2 separate regions of the Homo sapiens genome follow, and region 1 is linked to region 2. Evidence: chromatin contacts called from ENCODE Hi-C or POLR2A ChIA-PET data. All regions are on one chromosome and are shown on one strand. Each heading gives the region's core, a stretch centred on a gene start or an enhancer-like site at or near the end of the contact. The rest is flanking DNA. Distances are from core to core; before and after follow the strand shown. Region 1 holds the start of RFXANK (regulatory factor X associated ankyrin containing protein). Region 2 holds the start of RFX1 (regulatory factor X1).

What was found. A loop is a pair of places that touch in the nucleus more often than their neighbours do. ChIA-PET counts read pairs that join two places held with the same protein, here RNA polymerase II (POLR2A). Pooled maps may share reads with other maps.
Region 1: a loop to region 2 is called in a pooled map, with 9 times the contacts of the local background. The contact joins the promoter of RFXANK here to the promoter of RFX1 in region 2. A Hi-C loop is called at or near these places in 2 of 50 pooled maps. POLR2A ChIA-PET finds 5 or more read pairs at or near these places in 2 of 52 experiments (GM12878 and OCI-LY7).

What each region holds. Positions count from the first base shown.
Region 1 is chr19:19,190,393-19,193,663 of GRCh38, reverse strand. RFXANK (regulatory factor X associated ankyrin containing protein) reads right to left here and starts at 1,406. Exons shown (of 10, transcript NM_003721.4): 1 at 1,110-1,406; 2 at 564-704. It overlaps BORCS8-MEF2B (BORCS8-MEF2B readthrough), which reads left to right and starts at 1,512. Exons shown (of 12, transcript NR_027308.2): 1 at 1,512-1,583. It overlaps BORCS8 (BLOC-1 related complex subunit 8), which reads left to right and starts at 1,512. Exons shown (of 6, transcript NM_001145784.2): 1 at 1,512-1,583. The coding sequence starts at 1,547. RefSeq lists an enhancer at 540-629.
Region 2 is chr19:14,005,011-14,008,381 of GRCh38, reverse strand. RFX1 (regulatory factor X1) reads left to right here and starts at 2,062. Exons shown (of 21, transcript NM_002918.5): 1 at 2,062-2,279. RefSeq lists enhancers at 1,252-1,779, 1,780-2,307, 2,308-2,836 and silencers at 2,031-2,210, 2,261-2,640.

The DNA of each region.
Region 1 (3,271 bases), core at 157-2,656, 5.2 Mb before region 2:
GGAGGGTGGATCATGAGGTCAGGAGTTCGAGACCAGGCTGGCCACCATGGTGAAACCCCATCTGTACTAAAAATACAAAAATTAGCCAAGCGCGGTGGCGGGCGCCTGTGATCCCAGCTACTCGGGAGGCTGAGGCAGAATTGCTTGAACTCGGGAGGTGGAGGTTGCGGTGAGCAGAGATCGCACCACTGCACTGTAGCTGGGGCGACAGAGCAAGACTCTGTCTCAAAAAAAAAAAAAAAAAAAAAAAAGAAAGGAAAAAAAAGCCGGGGCTCTGGGGTCAGCTGTCTGGGTTCGAATCCCTCAATTTATAGGCCGTGAGAACTTGGGCACGTGACTTAACCTTTGAGCCTCAGTTTCCTCCACGACAAAATGTGGAAATGAGACCTACAACGAATTATGTCTGTACATAGCTTATCGGGGGATCTGCTAAGCGTGGAGCTCAATAAATATTCGCTATGGTTGTTGGGAGGGGCTCCCCATAATGAGTGACGGCTCAACAAAGGTGCGATTGGTCCCAGTCCCACCCGAGCCTCCTAAATCGATCCAGGAGGTCCACTCACCTCCCCACGAGCCTCCTCTGTCCCCCCGCGCCGAAAGCCCAGTTCTCTCAAAACTTGGGGGCCCAAGTCACAAACTTTTCTCTTCCAATGGATATAGCAGGAGGCAAACTGGAGACCGGACCCTCAGCGATCTGGCTTCCTCTGCCGGGACAGAAAGCAACTTGATACTCGACCGCTACCCCCACCCCAGAGCTCCCCCACTGCGCTTGCGCACCCCCGCCCCCCAAAAGTGAGGAAGGGCCCGGGCAGTAAGTGCTGCCTCTGGCCCTTTAAGACTTAGGGGAGGGCGTGGGTTCCGCTGGGGTCCTGGGAGGGCAGTTGCGCCTGCGCCTTCTTTTCCCCTCCTCACCGACTCGGAGGGAATGGGCGGGGCCTAAAGGGCTCTGAGAATTTCACTACGCCTGCGCCCGCTCACCTTTACCCTGCCCACAGATTTTTCCAGAGGGAGCCAATTGGCTCCGGCTTCGGGTAGATGGGCGGGGCTATCTCAAGAAGAAGAAGTAGGGGAAGTACGCGGGGCGTCTGGAACTTAAAGGGGCAGCGTACCTTGGCCGTCCCGTTCCACAACAAGGTCCCTTCTGCGGTCTCAAAGGCTTATAAGCAAGGGCGGGGGCAGAGGGCTAAAGAAGGGAGTTTTTGCGGCCCGAGTGGGTAATGCGTGGAGGACTCCCCCAACTCGTCTCTCAAGGAAAAGGGGGTTCAGAAAGGGAGAGAGTTCTTCCCCCTCTCCTGCCTGGGTGTCGCTCCACCAGCCTCCTGGCCGTCGCGCCCCCTCCTCACTGCGCCACCCCCGGGTGTGCCTCCTTCCCTGCGTCTCACACAGCCCCTTTCTTGTCCGCAAAGACTGAGGAGCGGGGAGGGCGGGCCCTCTGACACCGGAACAGGAGCCGTGCGGCGTCCGGTTTCAGCAGGGAAGGCTTAGGCGGGCGTCCCAACCTCCGGGCTTCCGGTGCCGTTTCCCGGTTCGCTCGGCCGCGGTCGCTATGGAGGAGCCGGAGATGCAGCTCAAGGGGAAGAAAGGTGGTGCGGGCCTGCGGGCGGGACAGAGGGGGCCGGTAACTTGTGGAGGGGCGGCCTGACAAAGGCCGGGCGCGGAGGGACCGTGCGAGGAGCAGTGATTGAACTGCCGTCCAATCCCAGCTCTGCCGCTGACTAGTTTTGAAACCTGTAGAAAGGCTCCGTGTCTGCTTTAATTACCGGTCCCCCCAGGATTGTTTCAAGAATTCAGTAGCTGAGGCTGGGAGTGGTGGCTTTGTAATCCCAGCACTTTGGGAGGCCTAGGCGGGAGGATCGCTTGAGCCCGAGACCAGCCTAGGTGACATAGTGAGATCTCGTCTCTAAAAAAATACAAAAATTAGCCGGGCGTGGTGGCGCACGCCTGTGGTCCCAGCTACTTGGGCGGCTAAGGTGGGAGGATTGCTTGAGCCCGGGAGGTCAAGGCTGCACTGCAGTGGGCTACGGTCGTGCCACTGCACCCCCAGCCTGGGTGACAAGTGAGACCCTGTCTAAAAAAAAAAAACTCAACAACCTGATATTTGTAATGCATTGGAAGAATCCCCGGGGCGTAGTAATCGCTGTGCGTCTTGTTTCCTTTTTTTTTTTTTTTTTTGAGACAAGGTATCACACTGTCGCCCAGGCTGGGGTGCGGTGGCGCGATCATGGCTCACTGTAGCCTCGATCTCTCTGGCGCGGGCGATCCTCTTGCCTCAGCTTCTCCAGTAGCTGGGACTACAAGTGCACACCACCACATCAGGCTAATTCTTTAATTTTTTTTTTTTTTGACGGAGTCTCGCTCTGTCACCCAGGCTGGAGTGCCGTGGGGGGATCTCAGCTCACTGCAACCTCAGCCCCCTGAGTAGCTAGGATTACAGGCACACACCCCCATGCCCAGCTAATTTTTTTGTATTTTTAGTAGAGACGGGGTTTCACCTTGTTGCTCAGGCTAGTCTCGAACTCCTGACCTCGAGTGATCCACCCACCTTGGCCTCCCAAAGTGCTGGGATTACAGGTGTGAACCACTGCACCCAGCTAATCCCCTATACTTTAAATCACCCTAGATTACTCACATCTAGAATACATAATACAGGCCTACACATCACTTCATTCACATGGATTCAAAGAAGTGCTTCGTGTAGGGCAGATTGAAGTTTTGCTTTTTGAAACTTTGTGGAATTTTTTTTTTCCTATTTTCCATCCACGGTTGGTTGAATCCACAGATTCGGGAACCATGGATAACGGAGGGCATGAGTATGAGGCATGAGCCACCGTGCCTTGTCTGTTATGCTCACCTTTCTTCTTCTTTTTTTTTATTTGAGACGGAGTTTTGCTCTTGTTGCCAAGGCTGGAGTGCAATGGCGTGATCATGGCTCACGGCAACCTCCGCCTCCCGGGTTCAAGTGTTTCTCCTGCCTCAGCCTCCCGAATAGCTGGGATTACAGGCATGCACCACCATGCCTGGCTAATTTTGTATTTTCAGTAGAAACGGGGTTTCTCCACGTTGGTCAGGCTGGTGTCGAACTCCCAACCTCAGGTGATCCTCCCGCTTCGGCCTCCCAAAGTTCTGGAATTACAGGCGTGGGCCACCGCCCCTGGCCGTTATGCTCACATTCAAAGCGAGGAGGCCTATCTGGTAAGAGGTCACACAGTTTGGAGGTGGCAGGCTGGGCTCTGCCACTCAAGGCACAGTGGTGAGATGGAGAGACTTGTGT
Region 2 (3,371 bases), core at 813-3,312:
TGGCAGAATCTTGGTTCACTGCAACCTCCCCCTCCCGGGTTCAAGCAATCCTCCTACCTCAGCCTCCGGAGTAGCTGGGATTACAGGCATACACTACCATGCCCAGCTAATTTTTGTAGAGACGGGTGTCTTGCTTTGTTGCCAAGGCTGGTCTTGAACTCCTTGGCTCAAGCAATCTTCCTTGCTTGGCCTCCCAAAGTGCTGGGATTACAGGTGTGAGCCACCATAAATGAAGTCACCTTTCTTCACTTGTATAGCCCAGGGCCTTGCACCGAGGAAATATAATGTTGGTTGAATTAGGAAACAAACTTAGGTGGAGTCACTTTCTGAATGCCACACAGCAGGGCTGGCATTAGACTTCAGGGCTGTCTGAGCCTGTTTTCTTTTCCCCTTGCTGTTCTAGGGCCTACCTGGGATGAGAATGCAAAATTTAAGAGAAGGCCAAAGAGCTCAGTCATAAGATAATTGACATTTAAAACATAAAAAGTAGGCCGGGCGTGGTGGCTCACGCCTGTAACCCCAGCACTTTGGGAGGCCGAGGCGGGCGGATCACGAGGTCAGGAGATCGAGACCATCCTGGCTAACACGGTGAAACCCCGTCTCTACTAAATATACAAAAAATTAGCCGGGCGTGGTGGCGAGCACCTGTAGTCCCAGCTACTCGGGAGGCTGAGGCAGGAGAATGGCGTGAACCTGGGAGGCGGAGCTTGCAGTGAGCCGAGATTGCGCCACTGCACTCCAGCCTCAGCGACAGAGTGAGACTCCGTCTCAAAAAATAATAATAATAAATTTATTTTAAACACAAGATCTGACCCTGAGCTTGCATAACGCATCTCACCTTAATCCCTGTGTTGGCGGATCCTGTCTTTATTTAAAATTGTGATGTTTTGTTCATCATAGATTTATTTTTTCCCATTAATTTGGATATTTAACAAATATTGAATTAGAAGATTATTTATCTTGATGACTGAGTTTTTGCTCCCAAGATGTTCACCCTAGTCCGGGCCCTGTTTCTGTCTCTTCTCGTCCTGCAGCACCCAGACAGTCCCTTGAGGAAACTGAGGCACAGAGGAGCGTATGTGTGGGAGGTGTGTGTGTGTGGCGGGGGTTGTGGTGAGCTCTCCTGGGCGGACCAAGCTCCCTGGGCTGGGTCGGGGCTGACCTTTGCTTATCTACCGCGGTTGAAGCCGCGAATGAAGTCCCCCGCCTTGCAGAGACCTTTCCCAAGGCGGCCGCACCGCCTGCGGGGCAGAGATAGCCGCGGTCACCCCGGCAGCGGTGACCTTTTCCGGCTGGAGGGGACCGGGAGGCGGGAGAAGGCGCGGCGGCCGCGCTGTCTGGCCGGCTTGGGCGGAGGAGGATGTCACCCCAGCGGGTGGGAGCTGGGATCGAACCCCGCCGCGGCCTCCCGCTTCCACCCAACCCCGACGGGGCCATGGGCAGTGGGGAAGGGGGACGCGCGCCCAGTGACGTCATCGAATCCCGAGTCCGGCCTTCGCCGCTGTCGTCACAGAGGGGCTGCGCTGCGTCACTGCATTCCTCCCCTGACGTCAGCGCAAGAAGCCAGAAACTGGCCCACCGAGCGAGAGAGAAGTCTGGAGCGGAGTCTTCCTTTCTCGCCTTTTTAATTTGGTAAGACATGTAAAGTGTACGCAAGAGCGGACTACAACTCCCAATCGGCCTTGCGTGCCGAGCATGCGCACGGCCTCCAGCCAGAGAGCGCGGCAAACCTTTGGTAGATTGACGTCCCTTTAGTCGAACCAGGAGGCCGGTTTTACATCGGCAAACCAATCCCGTCCTCACGAGTCCTACCCCTTTATTCTTAACCAGCTGCTTCCCTGCCGGAGTGACGGGCCCGGCTGCCTTTGAGGGTTCAGTTTCTTTTGATGGACATTCATACTGATAAATCAGATCGCCGGGAAGTCCAGAGGGTGTTGAAAAGCGTGCATCGGAACTAATAGTTTAGCTGCAAGGCCTGGCGCCGTCCAATCACTTCTCCGGCCGCCGCCAATCACCCCGGGCCCCGCCCCCGCGCGTGACGTAACTAGGGTGGGTAGCAACAGTTGCCCCGGTGAGGGAAACGGAGGCGCCATAGCCACGGTAGTCGTGGCGACCAAGCAACCCGGCAACGCGAGTCAACAACAACAACCGCCCGGCCGACCCCCACCCCCACCCCCCAGGCCCGGCCCGGGGACCCCAGCACGTCCCGTCCCCTTCCCAACATCGACTCCGAGACCTCCGAAAAGCGTTTCCGCAGACAGAAGTGGGGAGAAGCGGAGGTAACCAGGGCGGCCCCGGGGTGGCTGGCCGGGCCGGGGTGGGCGGCGGGGCCGGGGCAGTAGGTGTCTCTGTAATCACAGTCCGGGGGGAAGGGGCGGGCGGTCAAAATGGCGGCGGCGACTGTCTGGACCGTGGGGGAGGGGGCCGGGGCCCGGCTGGAACGACACCACCCGCCCCCGTCCCCGCGGCCCGGCCCCCGCGAGGGGCGGGCGCTCGCAGGCCCGCGGCGAGTGGAGGTCGGCAGGCCGGGGCGGGGGGCTTTTATATGTCGGGAGCGCGAAGGGGCGGGCCTGGGGAGGCTGGGCCAATGGGAGCGAGGGAGGTACGAGGCGGGGCCAAGGTGGGTGGGCGGGACCAGGAGGGAAGGTATGGGCGGGGCCGGCTGGGTCTCCCCAACCTCCACCTCGGGAACCAGGGTGGGCAGCCACCACCCGGTCCGCCTTCCAGATCCTTAAGCGACTCCCTTCTTCCTTAAGAGCTTTGCAGTTGTCCCAGGACTCAGAACTTGGACAAGTGCCTGTCCATCTGAGGCCTCAGTTTTCCATCCTGTAAAATGGGGAGAATCATTGACATCGCCCTTTTCCTGCAGTACCGGGACTCCTCATTCCTTCCAGGAATTTTACTTACGGCTTATCTTTGAACCTTTTCCTCGTATCTACCGTTTCTGAATGTGGTTTGATAAAATAACTGTCAGCTAGTCCTGATTTCAACACTGCAGCCCACTCCTAAACCTGCCACCTTCTCTCTGGGAGGAAGCAAAGAGGAAGCAAAGTTTCATGGAGGAGCTAGGAGTCGATTTGGCTTTAGCGTGGAGGATCTGGTTTGCAGAAATCAAAGTCCATGGTAGGGAGGAGTGACCATGAGGGAATGCTTTAGAGGAACAGAAACCTGAGTGCTTTTCTCTGGGCTGCTGTTTGAGACCTGATGTTTCCTGGTTTGAGGTTGCGGGGGTTTGTTCCTGGAGATGGAACGTTTCTGGGTCCTGCCCATCGAGGTCTCCCCTACTGGGAATGGGGGAGCAAATGAAGCCTGAGGAAGTTTCTTAGATTTTTTAAACCCGCTTCTCTTGGCCAGACACATGTTTTTGTGTC